Regions from separate parts of the Mus musculus genome. Here region 2 is linked to region 1. Evidence: chromatin loops called from intact Hi-C (ENCODE). Cell type or tissue: heart. All regions are shown on one strand.

Region 1 (8,000 bases):
TGCCACTAGCAACAATGGCATTGAATGGCAGTTAGTACAGAGAACCACAACTGGTGCAGCTCGAACCATCAGTGACTGTGGAGTGCTCAACTCTAAACTGGACATCTGTATCACACCCAAAGCTCATGGATAAAAGACGAGACAGGAAGACCATCATGACAACAAGAGACTGGGAGGACGACTATAAGACAGTGTCTTCCAGACATGATGGGGTTGTTATGAACATGAACTCTCTGCAGCTATGGCTGCCTGCCCAAGATCAAGCCAATCCAAATCCCAGCCCGAGCCCTACCGGAAGAGTCTTTTTAAAACTGTAGAACATCTGCAAGGTGGTTGTGGTGCAGCGCATGCCTTTAATCTCAGCACTTGAGAGGCAGAGGCAGGCAGATCTCTGAGTTCAAGACCAACCTGATCCATACACTAAGTTTCAGGACAGCCAAGGCTACACAGAGAAACTCTGTCTTAAAGGACTCCCCCTGCCACCCCCTCTCCCCAAAAAACCAAAACCAAAACCAAAACCAAAAAACCCCCCCAAAAACCAAAAACCAATAAACAACCCACTGTACATATCTTTGGAAGTCTAACTGGAAAACAGACCACTGTACTAAATCAACACACACATTTATTCAGATAGGGCTTAACTGAGGCACCATTATGAATCCCCACAAAAAGCTTACAAAAGGTTTTCTGTAGCATTCCATATATAACTCTGAAAACAAAAACCAAGACGACCACCACTCACTTTTGCTTTCAGAAAAGATTTTTGTTCGATCTTCAAGAAAGAATATGTTGCTGTTCTGTTGCTGCTTGTATACTCTCTGCAAACGAAATTGACAAGATCAGGGTATGACATGCACACTGATGCTGAACAGGATCCTGTTATCATTTATTCTTGAACTTCAGGAATATTCAGAACAGTAATTACCACAGAGAAACAAAGCCACTGAATACTACGCCACCCAGAACTGGTTGTTTACTTAGCATGCATCATCATACCACACACTTTCAGTAACAAAAGCTATCATAGCCACAGATTTATAATTTACTTCATAAATGAATAATACATGGAGACCTTTTCTGACCATATGGGTACAACACTATAGTTCTTTGCTGGCCTCAAGCTTCAGACACTTACTGTATCGTCACTACAGGTGCTGATGAGCGCCTCTACGTGTAAACACACATGCACCCTCACAACTGCTTACACACCAGTTACTCAGAAGTGTCAAACAGCATTTACACATTTTGACAGTTTGATCTCCAAAAATTTGTATTAATTTGCCTTAGCATCTAATATATCCCAAATGACAATATCAGAAATGTCAAGAATGTCAGTCATTACATAATCGCAGCTGATTTCTGAACATATTCATAAAAAAGGCATTAAATGGGTTAAGTATTTAGAATAGTAAAGTTTTCTGTGAAAAACTTCATTCTTTTTTGTTAAAATATAATAAATATTTTTTTATCTTTGAGATCTATTGACATATACAGGAAAAACAAATTTAAAACATGCAAAAACAAACTAGGATACCACGTTAGCTTTTAAATTATGATCTTTGAATTTTGTAATGTTAGCATAAATAATCGAAATCATAATTTTAATATACTATTCAGATTTCCACAGCAACTCACCCGATTCTTCTTTAGATTAGAAAGTTCATCCACAATAATTTTCTGTTCTTTAATCTATTAAAGTAAAGAAAAAAATCTAAAGTGGAAGATTTCAAAGTATGTTTAGCGAGAACATTTTAAGTCACTGCTTTAAAACTAAAGATGGGGTTGGGGGCTATAATGGACTGCCTGTCTAAATGGACACTGAACAAATCAACAGCACTCAGTCTGGAATCAGTAGAAGACAGCTTGAGAAGGAGAAGCATAGGCTTGCCAGGGGTCAGTTACCACAGCTCACATCTTTAACCAGGGTGAGCCACTGCCTACCCAAATTAATACCAATCTTTTAAGCCAGGCAGTGGTGGCGCACGCCTTTAATCTCAGCACTTGAGAGGCAGAGGCAGGCAGATTTCTGAGTTCGAGGCCAGCCTGGTCTACAGACTGAGTTCTGTGACAGCCAGAGCTACACAGAGAAACCCTGTCTTGAAAAAAACAAAAAACAACCAAACAAAAGAACCAAAAACAAACAAAACCTCTCCCGAAAACAACAAAAACCCAATCTTTTAGTTTTATAAGGTCTTGCTGTAGACAAAAAGAGAGAAATAAAATGAATGTGGGTTCTCCTCTTTACCAACAACCAATGGTTTTATGATGTATGCACTAGATGACAGCCAGACATTCGGATAAAACAAATGAAATGGTACTATGGTACTGAATGCCCTACCTGCACTGATCCAACATGATTTTCCACCACTGTATCATTCTATTTCAAGTATTAAGGACTGCATATTGCTGGTATCGTTAAGCTAGGCAAATAGTCTATTAAGTCCTGAGAGCTGTACTAATAACCTACAAAGCCATATTGAGTACGCTTTCCTTGAGATTCAAGTCTGCTTGTACAGTGTTTTTATGCTCATTACAGGAATGACAGGTGTCACTTTAGGTGACACCACAGTACACTGTGGTACAGCGGGAATTAGGCAATGTACTGAAGATATCATATAGGACAGAAAAAATACAGAATTTAGGAATGTTTAATATCTGAAAAGACTATACCCACACCCTTCCACTCTACACGTTTAAAGATTTTCGTCTGTAACTGGAAGTTAGGACTAGTTCCGGTATGGGGTTGCCTCCCTGAAATCCTGGCTATTAGGCAAGAGAATTATTCAAGTAATGCCTAAGCAATAATATCTGAGGCTGGCCTGAGTTATTTATGAAATCCTATCCTAAAGGTATAGAAAAAAATTAATTTGATAGGGTGCTCCTTTCTCTTGTTGAATAATAAAGAGATGACCAAACAGATGTTTTTAGGATCACTTAAAGTTGAGAATATATTTTAAGGTAACAGGCAGCTGAGAAAATCGGCTAAGAAGCTTTTGCCTGAGTCTGGAAGAACAGGTACAGACTTCTAAACTTTTATGATGGACGTCATGGATGGCACCCAGGCGGGTGCGTGGCTAACTGGATGAAGCACAGCCACAGAGCAACAGATCTGTGTGTGACTGAGCAACACATCTGTGTGTCACTTTTTTTCAGGGGACACGCCTCCATCGTCGCAAACCTGCAGGATGGAGGGGAATCAGCTGCTGGTGCTGAGAATGCACGGCGGAGGCTACAGGGCACAGCGGGGCCCGCCGCCCACCACCCTTCCCCGGCGTCCCACGGCACCTTGCTGCTAAGGGACTCGGCGTGCGCAGTCGATGTGTGTGGGGGCCCCGGCGCGGCGCGGCCATCGGCGTGCACCCCACTGCTGGGCATCGCCTAGCCGCGCCGCACGCCAAGAACCGCGACTGAGGAAGGAACGGCAGCCAGCAGCCCCGGCAGGAAGCCTGGGTTCCACTCAGGAATCCGCCCCTTCCGGCACCCCGACCAATGGAGTGCGCACACTCACGCCTGCGCAGTGGCAAGCGCGCGCGGGGTGGGTTGTGAAAAGTCGAATTAAGAGTTGTGCTCCACTGCAAAATGGTTTTCTGCTAAATGTAGGTGTGGCTTGGCTGCAGAATCTATGAATGGTCTGTATCGCCCCCTAGTGGATCCTATGTAAAAATAAATCACTATAATTTAATACTCTTAAATTTGGTTTTCTTCTCCTCCTCCCCCTCCCCCTTCCTCCTCCTCCCCCTCCTTCTTCCTCTTCTTCTTTTTCTTCTCATCCCCTTCCCCCTCCTCTCCCCTCCCCTTCCTCTTCCTCCTCCTCCTTCTCTTCCTCTTCTTCTCGTCCCTTCCCTCCTCCCCCTCCTCCTCCTCCTTCTCCTCCTCCTCCTCCCCTCCCCTCCTCCTCTTCTTCTTCAGATTTACTTATTTTATGTATATGATGAGTTCACTGTCTCTGTCTTAAGACATACCAGATGCAGATCTCAGGTGCAGAGGATACCATAGAAAACATTGAAACAACAGTCAAGGAAAATGCAAATTGCAAAAAGCTCCTAACCCAAAATATCCAGGAAATCCAGGACACAATGACAAGACCAAATCTAAGGATAACAGGTATAGAAGAGAGTGAAGATTCCCAACTTAAATGGTCAGTAAATATCCTCAACAAAATTAAACAAGAAAACTTTCCTAACCTAAAGAATTTGATGCCCATGAACATACAAGAAGCCTACAGAACTCCAAATAAATTGGACCAGAAAAGAAATTCCTCCCATCACATAATAATCAAAATACCAAATGCACTAAACAAACAAACAAACAAAAGAATATTAAAAGCAGTAAGGAAAAAGGGTGAAGTAACATGCAAAGTCATACCTATCAGAATTACACCAGACTTCTCAGCAGAGACTATGAAAGCTGGAAGATCCTGGGCAGATGTCATACAGACCCTAAGAGACCACAAATAGCAGCCCTGACTACTATTACAGCAACACCCTCAATTACCATAGATGGAGAAACAAAGATATTCCATGGCAAAACAAAATGTACACAGTGTCTTTCCACAAATCTAGCTCTATAAAGGATAATAGATGGAAAACACCCACACAAGGAGGGAAACTGCACCCTAGAAAAAGCAAGAAAGTAATCTCCTTTCAACACACCCAAAAGAAGATAACCACACAAACATAAAAATAACATAAAAAATAATAGGAAGCAGCAATCACTATTCCTTAATTTCTCTTAACATCAATGGACTCAATCCCCCCAATAAAAAGACATAGACTAACAGACTGGATATGTAAACTGGGCCCAACATTTTGCTGCATATAGGAAACACACCTCAGTGTCAAAGACAAACACTATGTCAGAATAAAGGGCTGAGAATAATTTTCCAATCAAATGGTCCCAAGAAACAAATTGGAGTAGACATTCTAATATAGGATAAAATTGACTTTCAACCAAAAGTCATCAAAAAAGATAAGGAAGGACACTTCATACTCATCAAAGGAAATATCTACTAAGAAGAACCCTTAATTCTGAACATTTATGCTCCAAATGCAAGGGCACCCGCGTTCATAAAAGAAGCTTTACTAAGTTAAAAGCACACATTGCACCTCACACAATAATTGTGGGGGACTTTAACACACACTCTCATCAATGGACAGATCAGGTAAACACAAACTAAACAGAGACCCAGTGAAACAAACAGAAGTTATGGACCAAATGGATTTAACAGATATCAATAGAACATTTAATCCTAAATCAAAAGAATAAACCTTCTTCTCAGCACCTCATGGTACCTTCTCAAACTCAGGGCTGAAATCAACCAAGCAGAAACAAAAAGAACTATACAAAGTATCAACAAAACGAGGATCTGGTTCTTTGAGAGAATCAGCAAGATAGATAAACCCTTAGATAGACTAACCAGAGGACACAGAAACAATATCCAAATAAACAAAATCAGAAATGAAAAAGAAGATGTAACAACAGAAACTGTGCAAATTAAAAAAAATCATCAGATCCTACTACAAAAGCCTATACTCAACAAAACTGAAAAATCTGGATGAAATGGACAATTTTCTAGACAGATAGCAAACACCAAAGTTAAATCAGGATCAGATAAACCATCTAAACAGTCCCATAACTTCTAAAGCAATTGAAGCAGTTATTAAAAGTCTTCCAACCCCCCCCCCCAAAAAAAAGCCCAGGACCAGATGGATTTAGTGCAGAATTCTATCCAATCTTCAAAGAAGATCTAATACAAATACTCTTCAAACTATTCCACAAAATAGAAACAGAAGGAACAAGATCTAATTCATTCTTTATCAAGCCACAATAATGCTGATACTAAAACCACACAAAGACCCAACAAAGAAATTTTCCTTGATGAATATCGATGCAAAAATACTCAATAAAATTCTTGCCAACTGAATCCAAGAACACATCACAGCCTTCATTCACCATGGTCAAGGAGGCTTCATCCCAGGGATGCAGGGATGGTTCATTATACAGAAATCCATCAATTTTATCTATTACATAAACAAACTCAAAGAAAAAAGCACATGATCATTTTATTAGATGCTGCAAAAAGATTTGACAAAGTTCAACACTTTTTTGTGTTAAAAATCTTGGAAATATCAGGAATTCAAGGCCCATACCTAAACATAAAAGCAATATACTTCAAACCAGTAGCTAACATCTAAATGGAGAGAAACTTGAAGCAATCCCACTAAAATCAGGGACTAGAAAATGTTGCCCACTCTCTTTATATCCAATATAGTACTTGAAGTTATAGCTAGAGAAATTAGACAACAAAAGGAGGTCAAAGGGATACAAATTGGGAAGGAAGAGGTCAAATTATCACGATTTGCAGATGATATGATTGTATACTTAAGTGACCCCCAAAAATTCCACCAGGAAACTCCTGCAGCTCATAAATAACTTCAGCAAAGTGGCTGGATATAATGTTAACTAAAACAAATCAGTAGCCTTCCTATACTCAAAGGATAAACAGGCTGAGAAAGAAATTAGGGAAGTGACACACTTCACAATAGTCACAAATAGTATAAAATATCTTGGTGTGACTCTAACCAAACAAGTGATCTGTATGACAAAAAACTTCAAGTCTCTGAAGAAAGAAATAGAAGAAGACCTCAGAAGATGGAAAGATTTCCCATGCTCATGGATTGGCAGGATTAATATAGTAAAAATGGCCATCTGAAAGCAATCTACAGATTCAATGCAATCCCCATCAAAACTCCAACTCAATTCTTCATAGAGTTAGAAAGAGCAATTCTCAAATTCATCTGGAATAAGAAAAACCCCAGGATATCAAAGACTATTCTCAACAATAAAAGAACTTCTGAGGGAATAAGCATCCCTGACCTCAAACTATACTACAAAGCAATCGTGATTAAAAAACAAACAAACAAACAAACAAACAAACCAAAAAAAACACGAAACAAAAACAAACCTGCATGGTACTGGTACAGTGACAGGCAGGTAGATCAATGGAATAGAATTGGAGACCCAGAAATGAACCCATACACCTATGATCACTTGATCTTTGACAAAAGAACTAAAATCATATAGTGGAAAAAAGACAGCATTTTCAACAAATGGCGCTGGTTCAACTGGAGGATAGCATGCATAAGAATGCAAACTGAACCATTCTTATCTCTTTGTACAAAGCTCAAGTCCAAGTGAATCAAGGACCTCCATATAAAACCAGATACTCTGAAACTGATAGAAAAGAAAGTTGGGAAGAGCCTCCCGCACATGGGCACAAGGAAAATTTTCCTGAACAGAATACTGATAGTTTATGCACCAAGATCAAGAACTGACAAATGGGATGCCATACAATTACAAAGCTTCTGTAAGGCAAAGGACATCATCAATAGGACAACACAGCAACCAGCAAATTGGGAAAAGATCTTTACTAACCCTACATCTGATAGAGGGAAAATATTCAATATATACTAAGAATTCAAGAAATTAGACTCCAGAGAACCAATTAACCCTATTAAAAATGGGGTACAGAGCTAAACAAAGAATTCTCAACTGAGGAATACCACATGACTGAGAAGCACCTATAGAAATGTTCAACATCCTTATTCATCAGGAAAATTCAAATTAAAACAACCCTGAGATTCCACCTCACATCAGTCAGAATGGTTAAGATCAAAAGCTCAGGTGACAGCAGATGCTGGCAAGGATGTGGAGAAAGAGGAACACTCCTCCACTGCTGGTGGAATTGCAATCTGGTTCAACCACTCTGGAAATCAGTTTGGTGTTTCCTCAGAAAATGAGACATAGTACTACCGGAGAACCCAGCTATCTCACTGGGCATATACCCAAAAGATGCTCTAACATGTAATAAGGACACATACTCCACTATGTTCATAGCAGCCTATGTATAATAGCCAGAAGCTAGAAAGAACCCACATGCCCCTCAACAGAGGATGGATACAGAAAATGTGGTACACTTACACAATGGAATACTACTGAGC
Region 2 (8,000 bases), 55 kb before region 1:
ACAGAACACACTGTACATACCTTTCCACAAGCCTGAGTTCAACAATCACCTCTGCAGAGGCTAATCCCTTTCCTTGGGACCTATGTTGATTTTTTTCTTTGTTTTGGTATTTAGAATCAAACCAAGGGTCACACAGGGCAAGCACTTTACTGTTGCTATGTCCCTAGTGAGGGACCATATCTATGTCCCTAGTGAGGGACCATTCTGTTCACTTCCCAGACAGTTGTATCCATCTGTCTCTGATGTCTTTGTGTTTTCTTGGTTTTCTTCCAAGGAATATGACCATCTCCCAACATAAATCTGTATGGCCACATGACAGGCATTTCTAACAATACTTGCCACTGCTCCCTCAGGTGAGTAGTTGTAAAATAGACCTTACCATCTTGCCTCCCTCATCCTTTCCACTTAGCCTTGCTGTCTCTAAATAATACATTAGTATTGGTGGTCACCACAGTCAGTCAAGAACTCCATTTTCCTTTGTTATTAACTCTTTTGGTAACCCCAGCACCCAGCTTCCTCTTAATCAATCAGTTACAATATCCGTCACAAGAATCCTTTCTGATTACCCACCAGAATAACCCTTCTCTCTCCCATACTCTTTAAGTACTTGTCTTGCATCATGCAGAGGATGTTTGTCAAAACCTTATCCTCAACTACATAGCTTTTTGAGTACAAGGAATCATACAGTATATCTCTGAATGAAAAAAAAAAAAAAGAAGCAAGTTCAGTATTTTATTCCTGGTAACCAGTCCATGATTAATGCAGGAACACTAAGAATAATTTTAAACTAAGTGCCTGCCCTCTCAGCAAATTGCCAGGGTCTCAAGTTCCACTATAGGTTTACTTTTAAACTGGCCTGTATATCATATCATCCCCCAGCCCAGTGGACCTCCTAACCTCCAATTCATCCCCTGTCTTAGTTAAAGTTTCTATTGCTTCCATGAAACACCATGACCAAAAAGAAAGTTGGGAGGAAAGGGTTTATTTGGCTCATACTTCTAGATCACAGTCCAACAGTCCATCACTGGACGTCAGCACAGGAACTTAAGGCGGGCAGGAACCTAGAGGTAGGAGCTGATGCAGAAGCCATGGAGGAGTGCTGCTTCCTGGCTTGCTTCCCCTAGCTTGCTCATCCTGTTTTCTTATAGAACTCAGGATCATCAGTCTAGGGATGATGATATTGGACAGCACCCACAGTGTGCTGGGCCCTCCCTCACTGATCACTAATTGAGAAAATGACTTACAACTGCATCCTATGGAGCCATTTTCTCAATTGAGGCTCTTTCCTCTGATGACTCTAGCTTGTGTCAAGTTGACACATGAAAACAGCCAGTACATCCTCTGATCTAGTGTACCTCCTATCAATTTCTGGATTCCAGGGTCTTATTTATCTTCCTTCTAAATATCATACTTAGATGACCTAAAAGACAAGATAAATATTATTCTATCTCAGAATCGCTTTTTCTCTATGATTTGCTTGGTAATAAAATTAATAGCCAACATAGGAACTTCATGTACTATCTTTTATATTCCTCTACACACATTACACATCTATTACAATGGAATGGAAAATCTTGTTAACTTGCAGAAGATTACCATATTTCTAAGACATATGCATATTTTGGCTCAGAAGGCCACACCTCAATACTTTCCAAGCAAGCAAGTTAGAAATCTCAACAATACTGTAAGAATTCCCACCATATACATGGCACCTGCTCCTTCCTGAGTTTCTTAGAGCATTCTTCCTAATACCACTTCTGGTCAGCCCCTTAGTATTTCTCCTCTGAACGACTCCAATAACTACCAAATTGATATATGGATTTAAATATTTGTAAGTTGTTTCTATAATTAAAGTATCTTTGCTATCCTACTTTAAATTTTTAAGATTTTTCAACTGCTAAGTATGTTAAGTCCAAATTCCCTACTACCCTATCTCTCTAATTTCATCCCATTTTCCAAATGTACACACAGTACTAATCTGGTCACACTACAATGTGGCTCTCTTTACCTAGATGTGGTAGGATTTCCTGGGCCACATGACATTTTTCTGGGATGTCTTGTGTCAGTTCCCAAAACTCTTTTTCCATATTCCAATCTCCCAAGAGATTAGGCATCCCTTCGTTTTTTTAATTCAAACTCATAAATGGCTATTTTATTTATCTGTCCCTTCCTCTCTGGCTCATATTGCTTTGAGGGCAGTGAATGTATATTGAAAACATATTCAGGAATGTGGCATATTATTAAGGGGTGTGCACTTAAAGACCTCCTCTGAAAAGCCAGAGGGTTGATGTTCCAGCACACAACACATGGAGTGTGGGAAAAGAATTCATACCTAGTGAGGACAATCCTACTGTTGGAACAGTCCTAGTGTTAGAAAAGAAGTCATGTTTACTGAAGCCAATCAACAGTCCTGGAAGTATGCTGTGATCAGAAAGAGAAACTGATCTACAAAAGCAAAAAGATTAGAGAGCTTGGATTTTAGGGAGAAAACAGCAAATTTTACAACAGAATAAATCCAACCCAACCATCACACAGAACCAACACAAATAAAAGATACCTACACACACACACACACACACACACACACACACACGCACGCAAGCATTCTGTCAACTTTAAAATGTTTTTCAGAGTTATTTCTGAAATAAAACTCACAAAGTTTTATAAATACAAATCACCAAGGTTAAAAAAAAAAAAGTACTTTCAAAGATGATTTAGAAAGAGAATGGATTAATCAAATCTTTTTTTCCTCCCCTTCCTCATAGAGATGAACTTCTGGTATTCACATCTCTTCAGGATGTACACTGTCTTCATTGGGAATAACCACAAATTAATACCTTTTTGTGTGAGACAACGCACAGTGCTACAAGCCGCTACACTCTCTAGCAAGACAAAACTTTCCCACCTTGAACCCCAAGGGTCTGAGCTCCAACTACTGCCGAGCCAGCCCAGAGGCTTGAAACGCGTGCGCGCGAGCCCCGCAAATCCGCACCTAGCCCCGGGAGGCGCCTTCAGCCTCCCCGAGCATCACCGGGCACGCTCGTTCGCGGTGACACTACCTTCTAGCGCGCATTCACCACCCACAGCGGCAAGCACTCAGCAAACCCTGAGTTGCACGGCCTACTTCGCTGGACGTCCTTCGGACCGAAGCACGGCTGCGCTCAGCAGGACCCGCGCTCGCGCTCCTCTAAGGCCCGCCCACAGCAGGAAGTGGGATTGGCGCGGCTGGCAGCCAATCGGCTGCTCGCTAGAGCAGCTTGGCAGCCTTCCGGAAGCGGTGGGGCGCACCAGTAGCTCTAGCCAGAGGACCTACTGTGGCTGCCGCGGGAATTGTCCTGTGACCAGCCAGGAGCTGGCGGCCGGTAAGCTCGAAGGCTTCCTAGAGCTGCGGCACGGCCCAGAAGGCCTGCGGCAGAGCAGGTTCCTGCTGCCTCCGGGGCTCGCGCTGTGCACCCTAGGTGTCCGCAGGTGGTCGGCGCGCCGCGGAAGTGCAGCCGCGACTGGGGCGGTGGGTGTGCGCGGGCGGGGAGGGCCGGGTAGCGAAGCCTTTGCGGCACAACCTGCTGAGAAAGGGTTTCTAATCTAGCATAGGTGGCAATGTGAGGCTCTTTCCAGCGGGTTTGGGTTTTTAATTTTTTACGTTGTGTGGGATGTTCGAACTATTAAGCTTTAAAAGTGCATTATAGGTACTTGGTTATTATAGAAGCAAAATTTACGCGAGACTCTCCCTTAGTGTAACTTTCATCACTGCCTGTTCCATACATCTTGAGAAGCCGAAAGAACATTACACTCCAGAAACACTTGCGTAGCCGGGTGAAATTCCTTTCTTCAAACACTGCAATAGAAAGGATTTTAGGTATCTTTGAATAGAAGCTGAAATGTATTCTAGCGCATTTCCTTCTCTCAGACAACACCCATTTCAGTTTGATTGTAACAAAGTAAACTCTTAGGCCCCCCCAAAACTGTATGCTCACGACAATTGAGTACTAATACTAGAAATACTAATACTTAGTGTTTCTTCCTGAACATAAAAGGAGTAAGCGGGTGGGTGGGGGCGCGCGGAGGTAAATAAATAAATAAGTAGAGAGTTTGGCTAAAGAAATATTGAGAAAGATTCATGACTTTAACCTAGTTGTGGTACAAATTTGAACCCCTAACCCTATAAATTTTTCATTTTACATCAACAGCTTGTTATTTCTAGGTTCACTATTCAAATGGGGGCACACAGCCAGGCATTAGTGGCTTATACACTTGTAATCCCTCTACTCTACAGGAGGATACCTGTGAAAATGAGGACAGCCTGACCAACCTATACAGTGAAACCTTGTTTCAAGAGAGAGGGAGATCAAAGCAAAATGCTTTTGACCTCTGACTATGGCTAAAATGTTCCATTACATGTTAGCATCTTGCCACTCAGACTGGTTGAGCCAGTTCTGTCCCCCCACCCCCACACACACACATCTTTTTAAAATACTATTTTATTGGTGATTATTATATTTGACAAAACTAGCTCCACAGAGAAATAAAAGTAGTATGCGGAAAGCTCATAAAAGAAAACAAAAAGATGACCTGAAAATACAAAATGGGCTAGACTGCCACGGGAAGGGGAGTGGAGAGAGCAGGAGAGGGGATACACTAGAAACATGGTATAGGCATATATTGAAACATCGCAGTGAAACTGCTAACTTGAACAATTATATATTTAGCTCCTGGCTCTCACTCTGCTTACATTTTACATATATGTAATTTTTTCTTTTTTTAAAGAATTTTGAAATAGGGTATTGCTATTCGGCTAGGCTGACCTCAGATTTTGGCAATCCTCTTGAATGCTGGGATTACAGAACTGAACCAACACACCTGGATCCAGTTTGAGCTTTCTTTCCTATTATTCCATCTAGTTAAATTGACAGGCTAGAAAACAAGCTTTGGAAAAAGAAGCCATACAAATAAGCTTTGTCTACCTAACAGTAGTGACAGCCGGCACTGATAGTTTATTGCTTGCGCTGACCTCTGTAGAAGGCAGATTTTGGGGGTCTGTGTGTTCAGAGTGAGAAGGGGAGAAAATTGAAGTAACATTTTGTCATGTCAGAATGTGGGTGTTTAGGTTTCCAGCTATGGCACTGTTGATTTCTTTCTTTCCTGCAGAGCAAACATGAATGTTGGAGTTGCCCACAGTGAGGTAAACCCCAATACTCGTGTAATGAACAGCCGTGGTATGTGGCTGACATATGCGTTGGGAGTTGGCCTGCTTCATATTGTATTACTCAGCATCCCCTTCTGCAGTGTTCCTGTTGCCTGGACCTTAACCAACATAATACATAATCTGGTAAGAACTCCATCTTCTTTTCAGTATGGAGAGCTCTAAGATTGTCTGTCAGGGAGTTAAGGAGAAGGAAGCAGTGAGACACCATTGACTGAGTACAGAGCTTCAGTTTGGAAAGATGAGAAAAGTGGAGATAAGTTACTGGTGGTTCCTAACAGCACAAAGGTATTTAACACATTGTCAATCAAACCTATAACGTTAGTGGTGTTTGGACAGCACGCTGCTCTTCAGTTCTGAGGAAGGTGGATCTCTGTAAGTTCAAGGACAGCTCGGTCTACATAACAAGGTCTACGTGGTCAGGAAAAGGAAGACTGCACAGAGAGGCCCTGCCTTAGAGACAAAGAGGAGGTGAATATCTCACCATGATGCCCAGGATGGCTTTGAAATCCTTGGCTCAAGTAACCATCCCCTCTCATCTTCCCAAGTAAGTGGGACTAAAGGTGCACACCCACAGTACTTGGTGCATAGTTTGAATAGTGGTTTCTAGAAATGCTTGACTAGAAACCTAGTCACCTCCTTTTGACCAGAACTCTTATTTTGGCTTCTGTGGGATCACTTTGTCCTAGGTATACCTCTGGTTGTCTTCTCTTTTTCCTCCTGTCCAGTCTTCCTTTTATCTGCCCTTTAATATTAGTAATCTCTTCTGGTCCTTTTCTCTGATTCTCTTTATGCTGTATATTCTATCCAGATCATTCCACCTACCTGTATTTTCAGTTTCTATCTGTAGACTAATGCTTGTATTTAGATCCCCTTACAATTGAAAGCAAGCATATAAATGGAGTTTGTTTTAGTCCTGATTTAACCCTCACCACACCAGTCTGTTCCTAACTTCCCTCTAGATCTTAAGGCTTTTACTGCCTGCTAGACCACTGAATTTCAAAAGTAAAACAATGTAATGTCACCCTGACCTTTTCATGAGCAAAGGAGGCTCCAGTAATAGCCACTCCAAGAGAATTAGGTAGAAGCCTGTAATGTCTTGTGCAAAAAGGACGTGGCCACTTCTACATTGTGTTAATGCCTTTTCCTATGTATGCCCTATTTACCATTTCACTATTAACTTGACTATAGCATCACTTATCAGATAATTATCACAGTGGTTTTCCTCTTCATGTCTCATTTCTACCCTCCTCTATTCAGACTTGACTTAGAAATGTTTTTTAAATGTGTATCTACACAAGGCCTATTATAAGTCCTTTGAGGAGTCTCCTTTGTGTTTATAGTAAAATCCCAAGCTCTTTGTGTGGCATAATTATTTTGTTCACCTAGTCTCTAAACCAAATATAGGCTGTAGGCTTTGTCCTAGCAGTTTGGAAAAAACAATATTGCTGTTACCTTTTGCCTTGGCTTCAGCCTATCTGTTTCCTCATTCTGCCAGACTGATTCCTGTCCAACAAAACTGCTCAGATTTTTCCTCCTATACAAATCTATAGAACCCTCTCCATTCGTTATATATTCATAATCATCGTTTTGTAGTTAGGAGGTAAATCATAGCTGTTCATTTACTTTGGTGTTTGAAACAGGCTCTTGCTCTGGCCCCAGGCTGCCCTTGAACTCTTGGCATTCATCCGGTTTCACTTTTCCAAGAGCTGGGATTTCACGAGTGAGCTGACAAATCTGGCTTCTTTATATTTTAATCTCTCTGTTCTCTGATGGCATATGATATATGATATTTGTGTGTGTTTACTGAATACAGAAATTTAAGTGTATTATAAATGCCATTTCCATTCCTGCCTTCCTTGTTTAGAAGTTGATTGACTTGAGATTGTGTCATAGCACACAACTATGAGCAAACAATGGGTAGTGGGCACAGTATAGGGAAGCATGTTTTTCATTCATTATTAGTTCAGCAAACTAAAAAACAAAATAAAACAAAACTAAACTAAATTCAACCAACCATAGATAGAGCAACTACGAGACTGCAATTGAAGGTTTCCATTGAAAATAGCTCCCATTTTCGCCAACTAGAATGCGATATGTGAAGCTTTAAGCGTGTGGAAATGGAGCTAATCACTGTAGTGAGAAACTATACTGCTCTTAAGAACCTACAGTGATTACCTTTATTTGATGCTACAGTTCATGCTTTTATTTTTTTAATATATATTTTATTATTGTGTATGTGTCTGTGTGTTCACACATACATTCAGATATCTGTGAACTTGAGAAGAGGGTGTCAGATCCCCTGGGAGTTACAGGCAGTTGTGAGCTGCCTAACATGGCTTCTGAGAACCCAACCTTGGTCCTCAGCAAGAGTAACAAGTATTACTAACTGCTGGGGGGTTTTCATACACATACACACACACACACACACACACACACACACACACACACACACACACATAAAAGTAATTCCTCTTGCCCCACTACAGTTAATTCTTGAAGATTATGTTAATAACTTCACAGGATTATCATTGCAGCTATAAAATGAATGATACTCTCTTTGAGTCAATAACTATTAAGTGCTAGTATACCAAGCATGTATTTTCTTTTCCTAATTATTTTGGTTTGTGAATAATAATCATTAATGCTGTTGTATAAAAGCTACTAAAAGTGAGCATATTAAAAGAAAAGATACAGTCAGTAAAAATGTCATTTTATGTGATTATGTGCATGTTGCGTACACATTGCTGGGAATAGGTTGGAGCATCATAGATACTAGTCATACACTGCTAGAGAGTTA

The links. Peaks named below come from ENCODE experiments on the same cell type or tissue, not always from the same donor. Only the 100,000 strongest peaks of a DNase experiment are listed, where the experiment ranks them.
Region 2: it touches region 1 in a loop (2.9-fold over the local background); 9 of 42 quality-filtered maps call a loop at or near these places.

The regions. Positions count from the first base shown.
Region 1 is chr1:53,349,245-53,357,244 of GRCm38, forward strand. It overlaps Asnsd1 (asparagine synthetase domain containing 1), which reads right to left and starts at 3,508. Exons shown (of 6, transcript NM_133728.3): 1 at 3,286-3,508; 2 at 1,636-1,689; 3 at 743-818. It overlaps Asdurf (ASNSD1 upstream reading frame), which reads right to left and starts at 3,508. Exons shown (of 4, transcript NM_001353501.1): 1 at 3,286-3,508; 2 at 1,636-1,689; 3 at 743-818. The coding sequence starts at 3,375. In heart, a CTCF peak has its summit at 3,626 (motif pointing left); a DNase peak (open chromatin) is centred at 3,497; H3K4me3 peaks cover 1,720 bases; H3K27ac peaks cover 1,438 bases.
Region 2 is chr1:53,293,827-53,301,826 of GRCm38, forward strand. Pms1 (PMS1 homolog 1, mismatch repair system component) reads right to left here and starts at 3,202. Exons shown (of 13, transcript NM_153556.2): 1 at 3,060-3,202. It overlaps Ormdl1 (ORM1-like 1 (S. cerevisiae)), which reads left to right and starts at 3,269. Exons shown (of 4, transcript NM_145517.4): 1 at 3,269-3,362; 2 at 5,146-5,326. The coding sequence starts at 5,153. In heart, a CTCF peak has its summit at 3,315; a DNase peak (open chromatin) is centred at 3,225; H3K4me3 peaks cover 2,136 bases; H3K27ac peaks cover 1,367 bases.